Linked DNA regions of Mus musculus: region 2 is linked to region 1. Evidence: chromatin contacts called from ENCODE Hi-C or POLR2A ChIA-PET data. All regions are on one chromosome and are shown on one strand. The core of a region is the stretch at or near the end of the contact, and the rest is flanking DNA. Distances in the headings are between cores, read along the strand shown. Region 1 holds the start of Rsrc1 (arginine/serine-rich coiled-coil 1). Region 2 holds the start of Veph1 (ventricular zone expressed PH domain-containing 1).

The links. A loop is a pair of places that touch in the nucleus more often than their neighbours do. ChIA-PET counts read pairs that join two places held with the same protein, here RNA polymerase II (POLR2A).
Region 2: a loop to region 1 is called in a map of Patski, with 2.1 times the contacts of the local background. The contact joins the promoter of Veph1 here to the promoter of Rsrc1 in region 1. A Hi-C loop is called at or near these places in 1 of 37 maps with a recorded cell type or tissue (Patski). POLR2A ChIA-PET finds 5 or more read pairs at or near these places in 1 of 5 experiments (Patski).

The regions. Positions count from the first base shown.
Region 1 is chr3:66,981,297-66,988,221 of GRCm38, reverse strand. It overlaps Rsrc1 (arginine/serine-rich coiled-coil 1), which reads right to left and starts at 2,560. Exons shown (of 10, transcript NM_025822.4): 1 at 2,416-2,560. Shox2 (short stature homeobox 2) reads left to right here and starts at 6,451. Exons shown (of 5, transcript NM_001302357.1): 1 at 6,451-6,925. The coding sequence starts at 6,666.
Region 2 is chr3:66,292,330-66,299,254 of GRCm38, reverse strand. Veph1 (ventricular zone expressed PH domain-containing 1) reads left to right here and starts at 2,418. Exons shown (of 14, transcript NM_145820.3): 1 at 2,418-2,652.

The DNA.
Region 1 (6,925 bases), core at 1,311-3,810:
TAAAAGATGCCAACATTTGACAGACACATCTAACTCAGTGAACCAGCATTTTCCAATTGCCAAGGCATATCCTTAATAAGGATAAAACAAGCAGTTATTATGTTTCAGAAGGGCAATTAGTTTAAGAGAACAAAGGTTCACAGAGGACATGGCAGTTTATAAGTACTTCAGCATAGTGTTTCATTAAATAATGAAAACAGAATCTTTGATCCTGGGTACATGCCCCCTCCTCAATAAAAGGTAGAAAAGTAAAATGGCCGAGTGTGGTGGCACATGCCTACAATCTCATCAGGCTACACAGCAAGTTCAAGATCACCCTTGGGCTGCCAGAGACACTGGAAAAAACAAAACAAAACAAAACAAAAAGTAAAACTAGGGTGAACACTATTTAACATACTATGGAATCCAGAAACAGAGAACCATCCAAAGGAATTGTAAGAACAGAGGCAAAAATTCAGATATAACAAGGCAAAATTCAAAAGAAAAAGAATTCTGTCAAAACACCACTGTTAAGACTGACATATGATGAACTCAGACGCTATGACACATGTACAGGGCCCACACAGGTCCAAACCAGAAAGGATACCAGCATCGAGGTTGGAGTGCTCCAGAAGCGCTCCCATCCCCAACAAGAAGTCATCTCCAATCAACAATTGCTGGAAAAGGAACAATTAGTTCCCAAGGGTACACAAACCACACTTAAGGGCAGGCTCCATCTCCTGCAGTAGATGGCCAACATAAAACAAACACAGAGATCTTTTTGGAAACTTTTTTTTTTTTTTCTCATATTGCTTTGTTTGGTCATTTTTGTAAACCATACCGATCTTTTGCTTGTATATTATGGTTTGTGTGTGTGTACACATTTCTCATGCTTTCTTAGTTTCCTTTTTCTTTATTTGTTAGTTTGGGAGATGAGGGAAAACCATCATCAGAATATATTGTATACAGCCGGGCGTGGTGGCACACGCCTTTGATCCCAGCACTCGGGAGGCAGAGGCAGGAGGATTTCTGAGTTCGAGGCCAGCCTGGTCTACAGAGTGAGTCCAGGACAGCCAGGGCTATACAGAGAAACCCTGTCTGGAAAAACAAAGAACAAAAAACAGAATGTATCGTATACAAATAACATTATTTTCAATTAGAAAAAAAACTACTGTTGCAACAACGTTCTGTAGATTATTTAGTGTCTCTTTTTAAACTAACAAATCACAGGACTTCCTTCCCATATTCTGGGAGTGAAACCAGAAGAAAGTTATCTGTAAATGCACTACAACAACCCTATGACAACCAATTCACATCACAACTCTCCACGCTGAATATGTAGAGACTGGGTCATCGAGGCCAATTAACAGACAAGTGCCAGCTGCCTTTGTCTTTTTCAGCTTCAGACATTTTTAGCCTTCTTATTGAACATACAGTCATAAAGTGCTACCACTTAGCAAGAAATCTCCTTTGTCTGCAAAGAAAGTGAATATTCATAAACTCTAAGACTGGAGAAGCTCTCAAAGGAGAGCTGCTTTCCCCACATGGTTGTACCTGTCACATCTGCTCCACTCCTTAAAACCTGAAAACTCTACGTAGCTACTTCACTGGGAGCTTTTACATCTAAGTTCAAAGATGACAACTCGAATACCTTCATATGCCAGCACATGATGTGTGAATTTATTTAACAACCTAGTACTTAGTAGGGACAAAACTGGGCTGCTGGCAAATCTAGAGCTTTCCCCCCCCCCTCAATAAACATTTTAAATACAACTCAGAAATTACATTAATAATAACCTAAAATCGAGGGCAGACAACATCCATTGTAACTCCTGAGAAAGGTGAATGAGTTCAGGAGTTAACTATCTGGTCACATGACCAAAAGTCTAGAAGGTAAATTCACAGACTGTTTAAAGTGATGTGTGTATATGTCAAGACAGGAAGGGTCTGTCTAACCATGTATTCTCTCTCCAGCCAACAAGCATCCGATAGACAGGAGAAGGGGTGGGGATTCCGTGCACACTTAGCCACAGCCTCCCCCTCGCTCCGACTACCTGGAGGAGGTGAGAGTGAACCTGGCTAAAAAGGAAGGACAACTGGGAATCCGAGGAACGGCGATCGAGGACCCGCGGGACCCGCGGACTGGGGGCTACCTCTCCACATCAACTCCACACTGTAGGCCAAGCCTGGGGCCTGCGGCCGCTCGCCACCCGCGACCACTCCGGCGACCCCCTCGCCCAGAGCCAGCAGGCTGGGACCCTGCAAGGTGCGGGGCGCATGCGCACGGCTACAAACCGCACGCCGCGGGCCCAGGCCCAACCCTCGGCGAGCTCCTGGCCACAGACTGCGCCAGGCCCCACGCCGCCTCCCGCAGAGCTGGGCCTCGCTACGCCTCCTTCGCGGGCGCCGCCCCCAAGCTCTGGACGCCGGCATCACCTGGCTCGACCTTCGGGTTCGCACCTCCCGACGTGGGGACCTGGAACCCCCTCTTCTAACCACGGCGCCACCGGCGTCCTCAGAACTTGCTTCAATTTAAGCTCAGCGCCTTCCTGGTTCCAGCACCAGGCAGCTTCAGCCGAGCTGTCGAGTGCGTCGATGCAGGCTGCTGGACCATTAGGAATGCCGAGCGAGTGGATTGTCATGCCGCCAATTTTTTGTTTAATGTTTGTTTTGCGTGTTTGCATAATTGGATTTTCTTATTCTCCAAAAGCAATAAAGGTGGTACTATGGGATGTTACTGCCTTAGTATTCGCCGTTATCGTCACAGATAATCAGCAAACATCTACATCGTAAGAAGTTATGTTTAAGACATCCGCGTAGAGCAAAATTGGTTAGTTCCTGTTGAGCGAGGTGGAAATTCGCCCAACAATAATAAATCATGGGAGTGTGTCTGCATAGAGTCGTGTGTGATTAAACTGTAATGATTTATTTGCAAAAAAATACATTAAAATCGGTGGGTTTTTTTTTTTTTTCCTGCCATGAAGGTGAAGGCATTCACGGATTGGAAGCAATTAGTTTCTCCTATTAAAGAAACTGTTAGATAGGAGGAAGAAATCTGCCCGATAGGAGAAGGTTCCTCTAGAAGAGAAAGTAAATGGGTAGATTTATAAGAAAGAAAGAAAGAAAGAAAGAAAGAAAGAAAGAAGCTTCTATTACCGAAATTAAAGAAACGTGGCATTTTCTGTAATATACAATATTTTCCTTGTATGACTTTTCTTTCATGATTTAGTATAAGGAAACAAAAATGAGGAGATATATAAAATATTAACTTGGATTCAGGCCTACTGTTAGCTAGATACTAAGGTTCAGATTTCCACAGAGATTTGAGATGGAACTCACTTCCAGTATAGGTTTATTCCTGGAAAGTAACTGGACCTTAACTAGCCAGTTTTGAGGGACTCTTTTAAAACAAAACCACAACACTACATGTTTGTTTTAAATAATTCAAAAACTGGGGGAACTCTTGGGGGGGGGGGGTCCTGATTATTTTTGTATCTGTCCATAGGCTGTCTCCTGAGTTTTAAAGTCAATGTTCCTTTCAAAACTTTGACAAAGTAAAATAAAATAAAATAAAATAAAATAAAGGCTTTGAAATGTCTTTTCTCAGGAAAATATTTGCTGTTTGGTGAAACATCATACTTCATAGCTTTTATTAATACAATTTCCAAACTTTTAATTTCTTAAAACTGAAACTTCCTAAAAGAGGGACTATTGGGGATGGCGAGGAAGGGAATGGGGGGGGGGATATAAGAGGCTAACAGAAGAGGTGTATGTTTCCATATGTGAAAAGTTCATAAAGAAAACCATACAATTATATGCTAATAAAAATTTTAAATTAAACTTCCTTTACACAAATGGGAGTCAGACACTGGAGATTTATCATTGCTTCATCTACCACCCCTATAGTTAGAATGAGTCAAGAAGATGAAATAATAGAGAAATCTATTGGTTCAAATTACAGGATAGTCATGCCTGATCTTTCTCTGGTTACCTTTAAAGTGGTCATCCTTCTAGTACAGAAGATGGCATAAGCGTTTGTATTTAAGTCCTGTGGTTAAAAGGATGAAGAAGCGTCTGGGGGTCTCCTGATCTCTTACCAGGCTTCTAGCAGGGGCTATTTGGGAGGTGTTTACGAATATGTATTTCGTCATAGAGGTTGAAAGCTACTGAAACACCATGTCAACTTAGTGGATCCCATTACTAAATGATCTTTTTTAAACAGTTTCACAAAAGAGTAAAATTCTGTGATTATTCTCCGGAATTACAGTGTTACAGATAGCAGACCGATGCTCAATGTGACATTGCTCCTAAATTCATAGAAGTTAGGAAGCAGTAAGGTTTTGAGTCTTGTGAAATAATAAAAGCAAGAGTTCATGTACTTCAATAATACCTAAATGTTTAATGCAATCGCTGTTAACCATGTAAAGGTATGCCTTTGTCCTAAAAGCAGGGTGGGAAATGTTTCTAGAAGGAAGGATAATGTCAAAGAAAAAGTAAAGCAACATTTCTAATAAGCTTTATTTTCATGTCCTTTAAATGTGCAATGTAGTTAGTATTACAAGAAGTTATGGAACGTCTTAAATTACACTTAAATTCTCGACTGAGAATACATTATGTACCACAATTCTGTGTTCTCTTTACCAATGTTTTAGGTTGTTTGGGTAGAACTTCTGAAATTATTGGCTAAGTGTGTTTTGTTGTTCTAATCAATAAGTAGAAGATATACATATTAATGGCCTGTAACTGCTTTCATTTTTACTGAGTACTGGATCCAAGAGAACGAAAACATTATCTTTTAACATCAAACAAAACTCATTAATATTCAGTATACTGAAAATGCCCCCCCAAACTGCCACTTAAAGAGGTATATTTGTTTACATATTCAAGTAAATGTAACATTTCATATGTAAACATTCTTTTGTGTGAGCAAATAAGTATTTGCATAGCTACAAATCACACAGCAAGCCGTGGCTTAGAGGAGACAGTCATGTCCCCCCCCCCCATATAATTAAGAGTTTTTATAAAATAATTGTCAAATATACAGTTTTTAAGTTATAAATCAGAAAGAGAGTTGTTTTCCCCCCTCCAAAGAGTGAGTCTTTTTTTCACAGTCCACGGTAAACAAAAATTAGTCGAGCGACAAGCAACATCGGTAATTTTTTCCGCAGAACTCAAAAAGTAGTCATCTTTTGTTTTTCAGAATTAGGAAATCGAACTAGAATGCCCCCCAAGATGCTAAATAATTAAGGGCAGGGTGCAGGGAGTTGTTAGGAAAAGGAGTAAGAACCCTTAGACCTCATAGAGAAAATCGAAATGGAACTGCGCCTGACCGGGCTGTAAGAAAATACCTTAAGACCGAATCTGGCAGAGAACAGCTGCTCAGGAAACAAGTTAAATCGACCAACCCCTTCTAGCGGGATGTGTCTTTATGGGAGTCAGCTTTGACTCCAAAGTAGTAGAGTGAATTACAGGGACCAGTACTCAGTGAGGCTGGCTGCGCGTTCGGAAGATCCTAAAAGGAGGTGAAGCCTTCCGAGGTGCTGCAATGAAGCCCCATTCGCAGCAGGCGCGTGAAGACCGGATGCACCGCTGTGCAGCTGCAGCGGCTTGGAGCAAGAAAGGGTGCAGGAACGGAATACTGGAATGGTTGCTAGGCCTATTAACCATAGAGAGCCCGATACTGGGCCAGAGACCAGGGGTCATCATTGTAGGGTCGAGCAGTTGGGATGCCCACCCAGAGCGAGGCTGTAGGGTCGGGTACTCTCTGAGGATACCCACTGACTCTGATTGCAATGCACTTGTCAGTTTCCTCTTGGCCCCGCCTCCGAGAAGTCTATCCAGTTCCCCAGTGTTTTACTAAGTCGTGACACCAACGCAAAATCCACGCTTAATTAAATTAATTAGGGATTCTTGTCAATCCTGGATTAATGGCCAAGAGCACCAGCGGCCGAGGCTATCAGAAAACCCGACCGCTGAGGACCTGCCTCCTCTCCCCGCCCCCTCTGGTCCCCTGCTTGCCCTCCCTCTCCAGCCCGGTGGACTCCAGCCTGGATCCTCCATCCTCAATATTCATATTCATATTCTCTCTCTCTCTCTCTCTCTCTCTCTCTCTCTCTCTCTCTCTCTCTCTCTCTCTCTCTCTCTCTCTCGTCCCCACTCCCTCTCCTCCCCACCCCAGGTAGTGGCGCTCCTGCTACCCGCGAAGGGGTTCACTAGGAGTTGCGAGGGGAGGTAATTTACTCAGAACAAGAGGCCCGCCTTTAGGAAGTATAAATAGTGAGACTTCAAGAGCTGCGTCGCTATCAGATCTGAACTCTCCGCAGGAAGAATTGTCAAAGATCTTAACATTGAACACGCGCACTCCGGCAGGGAAGCATCAGTTCCCATTTCCCTCTGGCGGCCCCCGCCCCTTCCCTCCTCCCCCCTCTCCCCCTTTACCCCCTCCTTCCTCCTCCTCCTCCTCGTCCTCCTCCTCCTCTTACTTCTTTTTCTCCTTCTACTTCTCCTCTTCTTTCTTCTCCTCTTTTTCTTCTTCCTCCTCCTCCCTCTCCTCCCCCATCCCCCTGCCCCATTGATGTGTTATTATTGGGGGGGCTGGAGCAGTAAAAAAAGAAGGAGGAAAAAAAGAGCGGGGCTCGGCAGGGAGAGCTTGAGCGCGAGGTTGACCGGCGGCGGCAGCGGCCGCGATGGAAGAACTTACGGCGTTCGTCTCCAAGTCTTTTGACCAGAAAGTGAAGGAGAAGAAGGAGGCCATCACGTACCGGGAGGTGCTAGAGAGCGGGCCGCTGCGCGGGGCCAAAGAGCCCGGTTGCGTCGAGCCGGGCCGCGACGACCGCAGCAGCCCGGCAGTCCGGGCGGCCGGCGGAGGCGGCGGCGCGGGAGGAGGCGGAGGCGGAGGCGGAGGAGGCGGAGGAGGTGCTGGAGGAGGAGGAGCAGGCGGAGGAGC
Region 2 (6,925 bases), core at 1,169-3,668, 690 kb after region 1:
CCTCTCCTTCCCCATCTAATTGCCAGGTAAGTAGAACGCCTAGGCTTTTTACACAGAGGAAAACTACTTAATGGAACGAATAATGAGTCTTCTTGGGTTGGGTGGTAAATGGCATTGCATTCACCATCATATATTAATGAAAATAACCTTTATTATAGTGAAACTAAGTAAACCTCATCTACACAGCCTTACTCCTGACAGTTCTTAAGAAGTGTGACTGCCACAGTTTGATCCCCCTGCCATTGTGCTGAGTAAAAAAAAAAAAAAAAAAAAAAAAAAAAAAAAAAAAAAGGAGTCTCTGAATATTTTTGCATTTCTGTGGCTACAATGGACTCTATGCTGAGCTGAGAGACTTAACACACAAGTAGTTCACTTGACAAAATGTAAAAGCCAATAAACAAAAAACAATCCTATTCAGACAGGCACGGTGGTGTATGCCTGCAATTCTAGGACTTGTTACGTAGAGGCCAGAGGATCTCTATGAGTTCAACGCCAAGCTAAACTATATAGAGCTCTAGGCCAGCTTGGACTTCACAGTGAGACACTCTCTCTACCTCCAAAAGTTACTCATAGACACTAGTCACTGAGGAGCATTTAGTGCCTCTCTGTACTTCATCCATTTAAGGTTACCTTAGCGTTTACTCCCTCTCTTTTATAATGGAAGCATCTTCTTCTCACCTAATGGTTCAGAGATAATGTTTCCATTTGTTTGTTTCATGTTGTACAAGAATAGAGGGAAAAGTAGGGTCATAAAAAACTCTGTAAGACCAAACAAATTAATGAAACTTGCATGCACCGAAGGCTCTTGTGATCAGATCTCTTTGGGTTTCATACCAAGCACTGCCATCCAGGTCTGCGGGGGGTGGGGTGGGTGTCCAATGGAAGTACGAGAGAAGTGAACAAGTTGAGAAGCCAGATGTAAGGTGCACTGAAGGACTGCATTCATTTTCAAGCCCTTCCTCTCCAGTGCAGTCAGTGGAGGGCCACGGCTGTCACTCAATGGGGACATTTGTCACAAATGTGTCCTGGTGACTCTATGCACCCACTAATGCTTAAGGTTTGCTTGTGAGAGAGTCTAGCTACACACCTAGATCAGGACAGTTCTGTTGGGCAGATTATCCCCTATACACACACACAGACACACACACAGACACAGACACACACACACACACACACACACACACACACACACACCCCGGAAGCAGCAGAAAAGCCAAGCCAAAATCACTCCCATTATGAAACGTGTTGGCACACATGGAAGATGTATCTTTAGGAGAAGCTGGCTTAAGGACTCAAATGAACTCACTGGGGTTTTTTAGTGGCAATACGGCAAGAGCAATATGACTTGATATCTTCAGGCGTCAAAATAGGCAACAAAGATTATTCCCACTGAGATCAAACATTTACCTTTGTTGTTTGATTGATTTGGAAGGGTCCATATGTCTTCCCTAAATCACTCACTATGATTCTCTGGTTAGCTAGGAGCAATTAGGGCTCATCTTGTGTGTACGCATCAACTCTATCCAAAGAATGTGGATTCCCAAGGGGAGATTGAGGGCAATTTTGACTAGAATAATGGGATGCTTGGTGGCAAACAGGAAAAAATAATCCACACTATCTGAATATGGCTTTTGTAATAATTGCCAGTGACAAAGACATACAATATATTTGGTTGTGTACCTTATACCTTGTTTTCTCCCTCTGCTTTACCCCAATGCGCTCACCCAATTTGGCTAAAAGCCCTAGAAAGTCTCAGGAGTATTCTATGCAAGCAAAAACCTCTGATCAATAAAGGAAGCAAGCCTATTTCATACCTGTTAGGGGAGAAAAGAGCCTCCTGATGTATCGGTCCACTGGGTACCACCAATTAATTTATGCATTAGAGGTATTGCGTTCTCCTTAAAAGTCAGAGATCTGTGGAAACATGGGGTGGGTTGTAAGAAATCCCCTATCCATTAGATCTGAGAGACAGTTCCATATTTGGAAGGTAAAGAAAATGAGCAATTTCAATGGACTCAAGAAGAAACCCTGCTGGATTAAAAAACATTCCTAGGGTTTCTTGGGATGTTCCAGACAGTCTTTCAGTGTCTCACTAGCAATACTGATAGAGTAGTTAGAAAGCTGCTCCTTCGGGCACTTGCTACATGGTATTTTTCTTCTATCACGTTTGACTTAAATACCGTCTCATTCCATGACCCCCACCTCTTTCACACATGCCTGCCTAAATGCCCCAAAATCTGATATTAACCTAAAACTTCCTTGATTCTTTAAAGTGGGTTATTCATTAACGGAACCTAAATTACTGGTTGGTAGCAAATCCAATTCTTTTACACTACAAATTGGCCTCCGAGAAACTGCTGTAAGTCTACAGAGGAAGTCAGGGACCCGGTGCCAATTGTTAGATCTAAAACAGAAGTCTGGAAAAGGGAAGAAAGTTACTCATTCGCCTGATACCACACGGTGAGTCCACAGGAGGGACTCAGGCGCAGCGCTGCATGACAAGCTCACAGGGACGTGCCAGCAGCCACCGGCAGGACAGGCAGGCGCTGCAGGGCTGCCTCTGAGCGTGGTCCTGGGTCCCAGCTGAAGTGTTCCAAGGGATCAAGCATTTGCCTTCTGTTGCCTGCACCTGCCAGTGTCCCGTGCTAGGAGGTATGGCTGTCTTCTTTCCTGTCCCTTTGTTCAGCAGGAACAAAAGTTAATCAAAGTGAGGGCCAGAAACTGCAGGCAGGCAAGAACAGAGGAGGGCTGGGAAAGTTGAGCAGAGAAACTTCCAAGGGCTGGCTGATTATGCAGATAAAGTGCACCTAGAAGCTGTGTGCGTGACTGTTTGTGTGTGTACATTTCAGTTTTTAAGCTAAGAATATCTAATTCTCTGTGGGTGGTTAAGACATGTCCCTAGGCCCCTAGGACCAGATAGCTGTGCTGGACACTTACTGTGTACATATTGTTTTACTCCATAACTGCGGTCTTCTTTCCACATATGCATTCACCATGAGAAGCCTTTTGCAATGAGCAGGGGAACAGTCCCTGCTATTGTTTTTTTGCAGAAAGCTAAGTAGGCCCATTCCAGTCGGAGGCTGGACACTCATCGGTGCGGTTCACCACTGCTGCTGTGTGCATATTACAAATCATGATCTAATATAGCTACTTCTTTGGTCTTTCAAATGCACATTCAAATTGGTTTAATGATCAACAGTTGGGTTCAATGGCATCCTTTTTTTTTAAATTTAAACTTTATTAAACCTGGGAAATGATTTGAATTCTTCATACGGCAGAGTAATATTGGAAATTTAAATGACAAAGTCATACACTCAGCACTGGGTATCCTCATGGTTTGAGAATTTGGGCTTGTTTCCTGGGAAAACAAGCCCAATAGAATTTGAATATGGATTTAAAAAACAACCAAGATATATGTTTCTCTAGAGGAAAATATGATCTGCTAAGTCAAAAGTTCCAGATGAAAATGGACATACTTATGAATTCATCCGGAAAGGCTGTGCTTTAGAAAGTTTGTTAGATTTGATAAGTTTCCCCTCATAGTCCACGAAGGGAAACACTTCTCCATTTGTTTTCAAAACTCGCAATTTGTATTTAAAATTACACATGTTGAGCTTTTGATAAATAGATGGTAAAATTGCTATTTTATATGTTCTTACAATATGCATGCTACAAATTTGAACTGTCTGGATTCTGACAAAGCCCCTCAGGTTTGAGTATCTTAGAACTGTTTAGAATAATCTAGCGGTGGTGGCTTTTGGTACAAGTAAAATGTAGCATCATGCCACAGAAGAGGGTCGCAGAGCTGCCGGGAACAATGGCCATCTGTGGGAAGGGCCGAAACAGATTCGGGTGATTCCCATGGGAACGCCTGTGGTCTTTTCACACTGTGTGAAAAAGATGTTTCTTCAATAGAATCTTTAATCCTTTCTTTCAAGTGAAAAAAAAATCTATCTCGGAAATTTATTCAACGTCTCATAGCATCCGAATGGACCTGAGTTAGTCAATAGGCATTTTTATCTCAGGTAAATTAAATGAAAATGTTTTGATGCAGTCATGTTGCTCAAAGTATAACCCTTGCTATCCCAGAATCTCCGGAAGCAGGGAATCAGTCAGACCTATTCTCACCTGAGTTGTAAGGCGGAGGCTTGAACACCTCAGAACAAATTGGCTTCCTGAGCTAACGATCAAAATCTTCCCCTAGAGACCTGTCTGTGTTCTGAGGGCACTTTTCCAACCTTAGAGGGACTGAGCCCTGTGTTCACTCCCATGCAGCAGCATCTACAGACCCATGATGGAGTAAATTATTAATGTATTTATAAGTGAACAATGAGTATAGGTCAGCTAGAAAAGTTCTGGCTCCCTGGAAGGGCATTCCCTTCAGCCCGGTAAACAGCTGAGTAAATATTACACTAATATGGAAAACACAGGGATTTGGATTACCCAGCCATGAAAAGTGTAAGATACATTGCACCCTAGTCTGTTTCTGATCTGGAAACAAACTCAGTCATCATTAGGCCATGGCAGAGGTAAGAAACACCACAGTAAAGCGTCTTCTCCAAGAAATAAGAGTTGTCCCCAAATCTACAAGAACATAGTTAAGTTAGTGAAATGTGTATGATACACATGAAGTTTACCCAGACTTACGATTAATGAAAAGTACAACTAAAATACAGAAATGACAGCAACAGAAAATGAAACAAACAAGCAACCCTATGTGCCTTCATACCAATAACTGAGTTTAGTTAACCGTACCATGGAATTTTGACTTTTAAAAGCTATGATGTAATAATATGCTGATGGGAAATTTTCTATAAGAATAAAATGCTCAGGCTCTGGGGTTGGTGGCGGGGGTTGGGGAAGTCGCAGGAGTTTTAATCTACCTACTCAGGTGCTAAGGTAAGAGGATTGTGAGTTCAAGACCAGACTGGCTACAGAGTGAGCTCAAAGCCAAGCTGGGCGATTTAGTGAGATACTGACTGTCCCAAAATAAAAAGTAAAGCCAAGGCTGAGGATGTAGCTCAACGGTAGAGTGCTGGCCTAAGGTGCATGAGGCCTTAGGTTTTATCTCCAGTACAGAGAAACAGTAGAACGCTCCAAAGGACAGAACTGATGTCACTCATGCTTTATACAGCCTGGGAGAGGCAAATTCACTGCCCAAGTCTTCACTACAGCATGGCGTAGCCAAGACTGCAGAGCAGGTTTCTTCAGGTGGTCTTAATGCTTGATCCTCTGGCTGGTGTCTATGAAATGTCAAGTTCCAAATGCTACAAGCTTGAAAGATTTAAGAACACTAGACAAAATTTAAGGATTTCAAAACCAGCAATCAGAAGACTAAAGTCTAAAGAACTCTCTCTTCTAGTCCATTGAAGAGGGAGACTTGAGTGGTCATCTTGTAAGCAGGAAAATTACGAAGAAAAACCATACTTTGTGGGCAATGACAGGCACCTCCACTCTGTCACAGAACTCTTGGTGTATACAGCTCTGCCTGTGTGGACAGGAAGAAGTATGATTGAATGCCAAGTGTCTGGGCAGAGTTGTGGCACTATTCTCTCAGAGCATTGTCTGTATCTCCTGACCCTCCTTTGTGGGGAGCCTTCCCAGGAAGACATTGTCTATATTTTGTTATCCTGAAAGTAGATTTACCTACAGGAGAGGTGCCTTCATAATCTGACTAAAGGAGGAGGGTCTGATGGCCAAGAGACCTACCATAGGAGCAAATTGTGGATTTAAAAGAATAAAATTCTTTAAAAATAAAAATAAAAAACATATTTTTTTACAATGTTTAAACAATTCAGAGGCTGGGTGAAGGGTACACACACACACATTTAGTCCCAGCACTCACGAGGCAGAGACAGACAAATCTCTGTGAGTTCAAAGCCAAGCTCATCTACCTACATGAGAAGTCAGGTCTAGGTCAGCCAAGGCTACATAGTAAGACCCCATTTAAAAGGGGGGGCTTAGAATGACACACACACACACACACACACACACACACACACACACACACACTTTTGGGTGTCAGTAGATAAAGTATGATAAACATTCTTCTGACTCTGCAACAATACTTAAAAATATTTGATCCATAATATTTGATCGATGTAGATCAGCAGTTCTCAACCTGTGGGAGGAGACCCCTTGGTGGTCAAATGACTATTTCACAGAAGCAATACATTACAATTCATAACAGTAGCAAAATTACAGGTAGGAAGTAGCTTCCGTTTTATGTTTGGGATCACAACATGAGGAACTGTATTAAAGGGTGTCGTCATTAGGAAGCCACTGATGTAGATGGGTCAGGCAGAACCTCCCAAATTCTAGCAAATGGAGTGCAAAGTTGTGTGGTTTGGTAGAACCAGTTTGTTCCCTCCACTTGTAACTCTTGGTATCCTCAAACTTTCACTGCCATTCATCTAGAGGCAGGGCGAGAGGGTCATTTCTTCCAGGCTGTGACTCTACCTACACAAGGCTCTCTGTTTTGAACTCCTGTGTCTCACTAAGTTTCCTGCTCCCGCTGGGGGCCCCGGTCATCCCATCACCGGCTCCAGCTGGCCTACCAACCAGACCGGCTTCCTGCGTGGCTTCCCCGCCCCCACCCGATCTCGGAAGAAAGTGTAGATTTCCACGAACACAGGGCGTTCTGTCTTCTCGGTCTACAGCAGCTCTGGTTTACTGGAGCTGCCTTTGTGCTTGGAGGTAGCTCTGCCCTGGAGCCAGAGCAGTCGGTCACCTGACCCGCCCAGGGAGCAGCCGGTGGCTTCCGCTGCATTCCTGGAATTCTTCCACGCCGCCCGGGTGGGTGGATGGCTGCGGGGGTCACTGAGCTGCACTGGGGCTTGCTGCCACCTCCAGCCTGGGCTTGGGCTTGAAGCTTTCAACCAGAGGCAGCAATTGAGCCTTGGAGGAGTAGCTCGCAGGTAAAATG